2 separate regions of the Homo sapiens genome follow, and region 2 is linked to region 1. Evidence: chromatin contacts called from ENCODE Hi-C or POLR2A ChIA-PET data. All regions are on one chromosome and are shown on one strand. Each heading gives the region's core, a stretch centred on a gene start or an enhancer-like site at or near the end of the contact. The rest is flanking DNA. Distances are from core to core; before and after follow the strand shown. Region 1 holds the start of TPM2 (tropomyosin 2). Region 2 has its middle 7.1 kb from the start of CIMIP2B.

Region 1 (5,080 bases), core at 1,564-4,063:
AGATCAAATATGGAAGGAGATATTGATAATACAGCTGTCCCCTTGGAAGCCAGAGAGTAAAGAGATTCGTAAAAATGTAAAATAATTTCCATACTCTCATTAATTCGGGGAATGGGAATATAGTTATCTTTCATTTAGAACATTATGTTAACATGATTAATGTGTAATGAGTTTATTTTTGTTATTTTTAACGAATTGATACATATTTAAAATTTTTCTCAAGTTTCATTTTAATATGGCAACTATTGGTAGATATAACCCACTTCAACAAAAAAGCTGTTTGGGGGTCTTCAATACTTTTTAAGAGTGTAATGGGTTCTAAGACCAAAAGACCCACACCGTATTAGTATATTTGATAAGTACCCAGAAACTGGTACATAAAAAACTCATCTGGCAAATGTTCATGAAGTGCCAACTCTATGCCTGGTGCTGTGATAGGCCTTGGGGATTCAGAATTGAGAACAGTCGTTTCTGTTGAGGACTCACAGACCGGCGGAGGCGCCAAACCGGTATAAGAACAGTTATACCATGGGACTAGGATGAGGGTGAGAGCCCGCACCAAGAACACGCACCTATTAGGTGAGGCGGTGGGAAGAGAAGTGGCCAGGGAAGGCTTCCCAGAAAAGCTGACACTTACTGAGTCTTAAAGGCCACCAGGAATCAGCCAAGGGGATGGGCATTTTAGGGAGAGAGAACAGAATGCATAAACTGTGGAAGCTTTAAGAAAAGTATGGCTATTTCCAGCTCCTGCACGTAGCTCATTATGAATGCAGCATGAGGTACAAGTATGAATACTGGGGGTGAGGTTGGGCATGGAAGGAGATGAGGCCAGAGAGGCAGGCAACAGCCAAAACAACGGGCCTTCTATACCATATTAAGAAATGTGGATTTTTTTTTTCTCCTCAAAACAGGCAGGGTGCCCGCACGCCTGTAATCCCAGCTACTCAGGAGGCTGAGTCGGGAGGATCACTTAAGCCCATAAGTTCAAGACCAGCCTGGGCAATCTAGCAAGCTCCCGTCTCAAAAAAGGTGGGGGGACAGGGATTAGGGAGGGGTTTTGGAGAATTTTAGATAATATTCGCATTAACTTTTAAAAAGATATTTGACAACAATGTCATGGGACAGTCAAATGAATGAATGAGTTGAGGAACTAGAAGTAAGACTACAAAACAGACTGAAGAAAACATAAGGCGCGGCCAGAGGCCAGCCCAGACCGACCCGAGGAGGAACCTCCTTGGTAGAAGGCAGCCTCTCCAGGATTAGGTGGTTGTGAGACGCGAAGGGCAGGGGATACCCAGTGGTCTAGCATAGGCTACTGGTGGATGAGGCGTCTTCCACGGAGTTAGAGGAACACTGCGAGGTCAGGCCAGGGTTGCTCTCCGTGTGGCTAGCAGGCAGCTAAACAGATCTGAATGCATTTCCACGCCACCTCCCCACCGCCCCGGCCAGCGGCCTCGGGTTCCCACGGTCCCCAGCCCACTGCAAAATCCAGGCCTCCCGCCCCTCTATGACTGGAGGGTGGGGGCGAGGCTAGCAGCTCCCTCCCGGCTTCCTCCGCTTGTTCTCTCCTCCCCTTCCCCCTCCTCCCGGCGGCTCTCCACTTCCTTTCCCCCCACCCCACCCCAGGGAAAAACGAAAACAAACACCCTCGCGCCTCGCGCCTCCGACTCCCAGACCCCACGACCCGGCTCCGGCGCTGGTTTGGCGGCCTGGGTGGGAGAAGGCACCTCGCCCCGGACCCCCTATGCCCCGCAGCTCAGTGACTCTTCCCCTCGCCCTCCGCCTTCCCCGCCGCAGCCCGGCTCCGCCTCCCAATGGGGAAACATCCCAAAAAAGGGCAGAAAAGAAATTTCAGCATAAAGTTGGCCCACTGGGAAAGAGAGGAGCGTCCGCGGGGAGCGGGGGAGAAGAGGGAAGGCGCGCGGAGGGGAGTGGGGCCAGGCGGAGCCAGGGGCGGGGAGCGGAGGGGCTCGGGACGCGTCCGGGTGGGAGCGGGGGCGGGGAACGCGCGGTGACCAGCCTGGCCGCAGCCGCGTGGAAAATATGCGGGGCACGTGGGGGGCGGGGCGGGGAGCTGGGTCCTGAGCCGCCGGGTGCTCGCAGGAAGGGCCTGGCTCCAGGGGCAGGGGCTGGGAGGGGAGGCGAGGGGATGAGAGGTCAGGCCGGTCCTGGGGGCAGCAAGCCCGGCCACACTCCCCACCGCGACCGGGGCTCTGGGCTCGCTTCCTGCTTCAGTTTCCCCAAGCTCCCGATGAGACTCCGCTACTACCACCACGTCGATAACGCAAACCTAGAGGGACTCAGGGTAAACTGAGGCACTCAAACTGCCGAGGAGCTCCGCCTCCCGAGAGACATTTAATCCGGGGGGATTTGCAGGAAACTTCTAAATTAAGGGTAGCGGCTGCTGCAGCTGAGGGGGGGCACGCCGGTCCCTGCGCCCGGGCAGCTGCCGTGAGCTCACGCCCCGAAATAGCCCCAGGGGCCCCAGCCGCAGCTGCCACTGGGTCCGGCTGTCACTCAGAGGAAGCACGGAGCCCCCAGCCCAAGGGTCCCCTCCCCTTCGCATCGCCGGGGTTTTTCCAGCCGACCGTCGGCCACTTTTTCCTCCGACGGCTGGCAGGGAAGAGGGGGATGGGGGCGGGACCCCAAGGGAGGCGGTCCCCAGTGGGTGGGCGAAGGGGGCGGCCGCACCCCCCGGCCGGGCCGTGCTTCTGCCCCTACAAGGTTTGGGCCGAGGTGGGGGAGGGTCCTGGTTGCCGGCCCCGCCCGGTCCCTCCCCGCCTTTTAGGCGCCCGCGTGGCCGGGACGTCCCAGTCCCGCTCCGTCCTCCTCGCCTGCCACCGGTGCACCCAGTCCGCTCACCCAGCCCAGTCCGTCCGGTCCTCACCGCCTGCCGGCCGGCCCACCCCCCACCGCAGCCATGGACGCCATCAAGAAGAAGATGCAGATGCTGAAGCTGGACAAGGAGAACGCCATCGACCGCGCCGAGCAGGCCGAAGCCGACAAGAAGCAAGCTGAGGACCGCTGCAAGCAGGTTAGGGCCGGGCCCAGTGCAGCCTGCTCTCCCCGCGCCTAGGGCAAGGGTGGGCCGCTGCCATGGGTCCCCCAGCCCCGGGCCTGCCCGCCAAGGCTCTCTCTCACCCAGGGTGGGGGCTGGGCCTTCGCAGTACCCTCAGGGCCTTCGCCAGAGCCGCTTCTCTCCCCTACAATAGCCTGGGGAAGCCCCAGGCCCCTGGTTTCCACTCTGCCTTTGCAGAGCGCGGTTGGTCCTGCTCCTTGGGGCCTGAAGTTTTCTCTGTACCCTCAACGGGTCCCACCAGTACCCTTGACTGTACTGTCCCTTTTATGTTATTCCGCTTCCATCCCAGTAGCCTCCAAATCTTAGTAGCGCCCCTACACACACCGCGTCTCCATTCTGGGCCTGGGCCCCCTCCCAGCCTGGCTGACCAAGTCCCCTCTGTCCCAGCTGGAGGAGGAGCAGCAGGCCCTCCAGAAGAAGCTGAAGGGGACAGAGGATGAGGTGGAAAAGTATTCTGAATCCGTGAAGGAGGCCCAGGAGAAACTGGAGCAGGCCGAGAAGAAGGCCACTGATGTGAGTGTGGACTTGGGGGACAATGGGAGGAGTTAGGGCTCTGGGAAGGGGCCCCCCGGGTATGGGAATAAGAGGATTGGGGCACCTTATCCCCTTATGTCCCCAGCGCCAGGAGAGAAATGGTTTCATCTCAGTAACCAGGGCTAGGGTAAACTTACACAAGTAATCCAAGACAGTGGATAAATCAAAACCACCTACCACTTCCCCCAGAGGACTTAGCCCTGTAATTCTGTTTGGTTCCAGCTTTTAGAATGTACAGTGATCAAGCAATGAGTCATTGTGGGGGTGGAAGGTATAAGAATTTACCATCTACCTCAATTAATCCTCCAGCTGAAATTGGAGAGGAGACTGCAGCCGTTTGGGGATGGGGGGATGTGGATGTGAGGTACTAGCCTGCAGGAGGAGGGAGAGGGATCCAGAGATGAGACCCCACTTGAGTTACAACCCTAAGGGGCCATTAGAAATTCCCTGGCCTTGACCTCTGGCTTCAGCAGCCCTGCTGTGCCCTGGGGCCCCAGCTCAGGTTCTAATGGCTCCTCATTTACCCTCATTAAGCTGTCAGCCTGGAGACCATGCCAGGCCACAGGGCAGAGGGACAGGGCCACAAATGCCAAAGCAGCTACCTTGGCAGGTCATTTACCCTGAGATTTCTCTGCCCACCCCACAACCCCAACCAGACTTCACTTCCTGCCATTCCCAACCCCCAGCTTAAGGTAGGAGAATGGCCATATGGCTTTGGTGTGGTGGTAGTTTCCCCATTCTCTGCCTCAGTTTCCCCATCTTCCTTCCACCCAGGATTGTTTTAAGATGAACCTATGGTTAGATTAGCATAAAGCATGGTCTGAACATCAGAGATGACATAGCTGTTTGTGTCGACTGCTCATGTTCCCAGCCCCCCAGGGGTTGGGCTTCTGTGACCTCCAGCCTCCAGTTTTGGTTCTCCACCAGTCCTGGCACTTGGGAGGGAGCTGACCTGCAGCTGCTAGCACAGACAACCCTGGGCATCTGACACTCTATAAATAACCAAGGCCCAGTGCAGCTGGAGGCAAGATTGGAAACCCAAGTTGCTGGTGGGGGCTGGAGGGGCAGGGGGGACAGGGACAGAGCTGGGGAGGCAGAGCCGCAGCACCAGGAGCAGATAGGAAAGACTGCCCAAGCTTCCTGGTGACCTTGAACACAGCACTCAACTTACATGGTGCCTCAGTTTCTCCCTCTCTCTTGCTTCCCATTTTTCTAATGGGGACAGTAGTGCCTGTCCTGTGGTTAGAGAGCCGCCCCCGTAACTGGGAAGAGCTTGAGAGGCAGGAAATGGCACATATCAGTCCCATGATGAGGACCCCAGGACTTCCCAAACTTTCCAGAGTCTTTTGTCACCCCACCATCATGCAGAGTTTTTCTTTTACAGTCTCACCTCTCTCTAGGGTAGTACTCCAATGTCCCCCACAGTGATTCTTCCCAACCCCCAATGCTGTCCCCAGAATGCTTCCA
Region 2 (5,080 bases), core at 1,435-3,934, 120 kb after region 1:
ATTCAGGCCAGGACCACTGTCTATATGGAGTTTGCATGCTCTCCTCATGTACGGTAAACTCTCGTACCCATCATTTCACATCATTTCTCTGAAAGTTGCAATTTCCAAGAACCTATTGACAATACTGAGGACTTACAATACATATTTAGTGTATACAGCTTGAACTTGGAGGTAAGTATAGAACCATGAAACCAGCGCTATAGTCAATGCCGTAAACATATCCATCATCTCCAAAAGTTTCCTCCTGCCCAATTTATTTAGTGATAAGAACACTTAATATAAGATCTACCATCTTATGGTTTATTAGTATCTTAGAAGAGCATAATGGAAAAAAAATCTACCCTGTTAGCAAATTTTTAAATATACATTTTTCAGTATAATTTAAAAAAAATTTTATAATAATACAATATTATTAACTATAGGCTCTAAGCACAATGTTGTGCAGTAGATGTCTAGGACCTACTCCTCTTGTATAACCAAAACTTTGCACCCTTTGATGAATACCTCCCCCTTTCTGTCTCTCCATAGCTTCTGGTAATGGCCATTCTGCTCTGCTTCTATGAGTTCGACCTTTTTTTTTTTTTTTTCCTTTGAGACAGTGTCTCACTCTGTCACCCAGGCTGGAGTGCAGTGGCATGGTCTCGGCTCACTGCAACTTCCACCTCCCAGGTTCATGCAATTCTCCTGCCTCAGCCTCCCCAGTAGCTGAGATTACAGACATGTGCCACCACCCCTAGCTAATTTTTGCATTTTTAGTAGAGATAGAGTTTCACCATGTTGGCCAGGCTGGTCTTGAACTCCTGACCTCAAATGTTCCGCCTGCCTTGGCCTCCCACACTGCTGGGATTACAGGCATGAGCCACCACACCTGTCCTTACGTTTTATTGTTTTTGTTTTGTGTTATTTTTGAGGGGAAGGTATGTTCTTGAAGACTCCTTTCTTTGTGAGAGCTGCAACACCTCACATGACCTATGTAATATATAGTTGATTGCTGCAGATAATCTTCTGAACTATCTGCCATAATGCTGGAAGTGGAAGTCCTCCAGTGTGTCATCTAACTGGTAATGCTGCCTAATAAAGCTATTGATATTTGAATATATTTTTCAGGTAATAAGCATCTTACAGTACTCTTATTAGTTCTCATTGTTCTTCAGTTGCTTCTCAGGATTTTGTAGTTAGGCCGATGATGATTCTTTTCTTTCTTTCTAATATTTATGGTTCTTATTAATTATTTTTGTTTTATGCATTGTCTATAGTAACTTTGAATAGTAAAGGTGATAATGAGCATTCTTGTCTTGGTTCTGACTTTTATAAAGTGAAGGACTATGAATCCGACATGCTGGCATTCATCTTATGCCCATGGCAAACAAACATAGTTAATCCTTCTTAGTACCTTTTCCTGCTAAGCTATGGCCCTGTTTCAGAAGCTCCCCAGTAACATTCCCATAAGTGACTATAGCTGATTTGATTTGGTACAACAGATAAGATTTATTTCCCAGTCCTCTCTCTGATGTTTCTTCTGGATATAGTTTGATATTGGCTATTCATTTCAAATATTCTTTATCATGTTTATATTCCTGGTTTACTAAAAGTCCTTTTTAAGGAGAATCACAAGTAGATATTTAGTTTTATAAAATACCTTTCCAATATCTGCCAGGGTGATCAAATGGCTTTTATATCCTTTGGTTTATCATATGTTAATTGCACTAAGAAATTTTCTAGTTTAATCACTGTGGTAGTTCTGGAATAAATCCTACTAGTCTCTTTTTTTTTTTTTTTTTTTGAGGGTCTCTCTCTGTTTCCCAGACTGGAATGCAGTAGCACAATCATGGCTCACTGCAGCTTTGACCTCCTGGGCTCAAGCAATCCTCCCACCTCAGCCTCCTGAGTAGCTGGGACTGCAGGAATGTACCACCACATCTGGCTAATTTTTTATTTTTAGTAGAGACAAGGTCTCACTGTGTTGCCCAGGCTGATCTCAAATTCCTGGGCTCAAGTGATCCTCCTGCCTTGGCCTCCCAAAATGCTGGGATTACGGGCATGAGCTACCACACTTGGCTCTACTAGTCTTAATGTATATTATTCTTTTACAATATTACTAGACTTGTGTAGTTCATACTATGTGCCAGACACTTGTGCTTGATGCTGAGGATATAATCATGAACAAGATAGACAGACATGGTTTCTGCCCTTACTGAGCTGTCAGTCAATTCAGGGGTGATAAAGAGCAGAACATTTGCCACCACTCCCCTCATCTGAAGCTTTGGCAGAAATCACTCAAAACATGCTGTCTTGCAGAGTCTTGGAAGATCTCAGAAAGGGGACTGGGATCCTTTATTGGCATCTGCTATGAATTGGAGGAAAGATGACAGTGATAGTAAGCATCCTGCTTTTTTGCTGTTGCTAGTTTGATGTTTTATTTGGTGGCATTTTTTATCTGTAGAACTTGTGTGAGGTTTGTTAGGTATTGAATTTGTTGTCTTGAATTAAGTTTTTGCTAATTTTGTAAATCAAGTGGCGTGTGGGTCTTTTGGTAGGGGCATCTACTTGACCACTTTTTCCATTCTTTCTTTTTCTTTTTGAGACAGGGTTTCCGTCACCCAGGCTGGAGTGCAGTGATGCAATCATGGCTCACTGCAGCCTCAGCTTCCTGGGCCGAGGTGATTTTCTCACCTCAGCATCCTGAGTAGCTAGGACTACACGCCACCATGCCTGGCTGATTTTTTAAAAATTTTTTGTAGAGATGAAGTCTTACTATGTTGCCCAGGCTGGTCTAGAACTCCTGGGCTCAAGCAATCCTGAACCTTGGCCTCCGAAAATGCTGGGATTACAGATGTGAGTCACTGCACCTGGCCCAATTCTTTCTATTGTTATTTTATTCAGATGTTCCATCATTTTGAGTTGATTTTGATTTATATTTTCCAAGACAATATTCATTCTTATTGACATTTTCTAGTTTATTTATATAGAGTTTCACTAGTATTCTTTTGTAGTTAAAACACAAATTCCTGGCTGGGCGCGGTGGCTCATGCCTGTAATCCCAGCACTTTGGGAGGCCGAAGCAGGTGGATCACGAAGTCAAGAGATCAAGACCATCCTGGCCAACATAGTGAAACCCTGTCTCTACTAAAAATACAAAAATTAGCTGGGCGTGGTGGCGCATACCTGTAATTCTAGCTACTTGGGAGGCTGAGGCAGGAGAATTGCTTGAACCCCGGAGGCGGAGGTTGCAGTGAGCCGAGATTGCGCCACTGCACTCCAGCCTGGCGACAGAGCGAGACTCCATCTCAAAAACAAAAACAAAACAAAAAAACCCCCCACAAATTCCTATGTGCCTGTTTTTAGCCACTTCCTCAATCTGTTAGGGGTGTTGTATAGTCTTTCTCTTGGCTAACTTTGCCAGCAGTTTGCTTGTTTTGTTGTTGTTTTAAACAACTCTTATAACAGTTCAATTGTTTTTCTGTTTTCTGATTTATTGGTTTCTATCAGTTTCATTCTCCTATATTTGTTAGCTTTATGACGTTCTTCTTTTTCTAGCCTTTTGAATTGACTGCTTAGTTATTAGCTAGTTAATTTAGTTAGCTGGCTAGTTGCTTTTAGACTCATTTGCCTGGCTAGTCTGTCTGCAGCCTGTCCTGCTGAAGCCATCATGGTCTGCACACATGCCCTCCTCCCTCCCCAGCTGCCTGGTTGAGGTGGTGGCCTCTGCATCTGCAGTGAGGCCAGGCCGAGAGAGATGAGTGAGGTCAGGATGGTGATGCTCACCTGTGTCTGTTTCTCTTTCCTTCTGGGACGCATGGGAGACTATACTTCTGAGTTGCAAAATGTGAACAACTGGTAAGTCAGGTAAAAGTGACATTTGTCTTGCAACTTTTCTATAGGTTTGATATCGAAACTCTGGGTAATTCTGCAGCACACTCTGCTTAAGCAATCACTGTTGTAGAGATGATGGGGGATGTGGGGTGTAGAAATTTCCTGATGAACACATGCATACCAGAGTTATCAGGGAGTAGAAACTAATAGTGACAAGTCCATTTGGAAAAGGGAGCGAGAGAGACAGATAGAGACAGACGGAGTTGAGCAGATGTGCAGAGAGAAGCACCTGGCCCCAGGGTGAGAGTGAAAATAGCTGCCTCAGCTCCTGTTCACTTTCACGTTCTCAATTCCCGTTTCACGAGGCCTAGCTATATGGCAGTCTGTACAGTATACAGTTCCTTCCTTGGATACTCAGGAAATCTATCCATTCTTAAGATATCCTCTCTTCCTTCCACTCTTGGCTTTCTTCTTTTACTTGGACCAGCCAAGGTAGGCAATTGTTTCTTAGAGCAGCTCCCACTAGAACATTTGTTAGTAATGATATTGATAGTTTATTTATTATTGTGCTTTATTGTACCGTTTAAGTTAATCCTTACACTATTAGCATTTTCATTTTATAGAGGAGGGAAAAAGAGATACAGAGAGGTTTGCTAACTTGCCCAAGGTTGTACAGCTCATAAGTGATGGAGCCAGGATCAAGCCTATATATATATATATATTTTTTTTTTTTTTTTTTTTAATTTTTTGAGACAGAATCTCTCTCTGTCGCCCAGGCTGGAGTGCAGTGGTGCGATCTCAGCTCACTACAAGCTCCACCTCCCTGGTTCACGCCATTCTCCTGCCTCAGCCTCCCCAGTAACTGGGACTACAGGCGCCTGCCACCACGCCCAGCTAATTTTTTATATTTTTAGTAGAGACGGAGTTTCACCGTGTTAGCCAGGACGGTCTTGATCTGACCTTGTGATCCACCTGCCTCGGCTTCCCAAAGTGCTGGGATTACAGGTGTGAGCCACCACACCCAGCAGGATCAAGTCTATATTCTTAATCATGAGGCCAGTATGTGTTTGAGGCTAAAAGTTGCCTCTGAATTCATCTTTGATTGAATTCTCATTTATTTATAAATAATTGTGTATAACTGGAATTTTTTCTTTGCCCCAAGGGTTAAGGTGTTTTTGTTTTTTTTTTAATTTTAATTTTTATTTCTTTAAGAGACAGGGTCTCACTGTGTTGCCTGGGCTGGAGTGCAGTGGCTATTCACAGATGT

Evidence for each region. A loop is a pair of places that touch in the nucleus more often than their neighbours do. ChIA-PET counts read pairs that join two places held with the same protein, here RNA polymerase II (POLR2A). Pooled maps may share reads with other maps.
Region 2: a loop to region 1 is called in a pooled map, with 2.1 times the contacts of the local background. The contact joins the enhancer-like site here to the promoter of TPM2 in region 1. A Hi-C loop is called at or near these places in 1 of 168 maps with a recorded cell type or tissue (ascending aorta) and 5 of 50 pooled maps. POLR2A ChIA-PET finds 5 or more read pairs at or near these places in 2 of 52 experiments (BJ and activated CD8-positive, alpha-beta memory T cell).

Annotation. Positions count from the first base shown.
Region 1 is chr9:35,687,658-35,692,737 of GRCh38, reverse strand. It overlaps TPM2 (tropomyosin 2), which reads left to right and starts at 2,813. Exons shown (of 9, transcript NM_003289.4): 1 at 2,813-3,034; 2 at 3,467-3,592. The coding sequence starts at 2,921. RefSeq lists a silencer at 1,396-1,475 and an enhancer at 4,371-4,848.
Region 2 is chr9:35,568,460-35,573,539 of GRCh38, reverse strand. No RefSeq gene overlaps it. Among named protein-coding and RNA genes, the nearest start is that of CIMIP2B, 7.1 kb to the right of the region's middle. RefSeq lists an enhancer at 3,908-4,067. Within about 2 kb of position 2,684, at least 5 of the 41 ENCODE cell types and tissues checked have a DNase peak (open chromatin) inside an H3K27ac peak, as active enhancers do.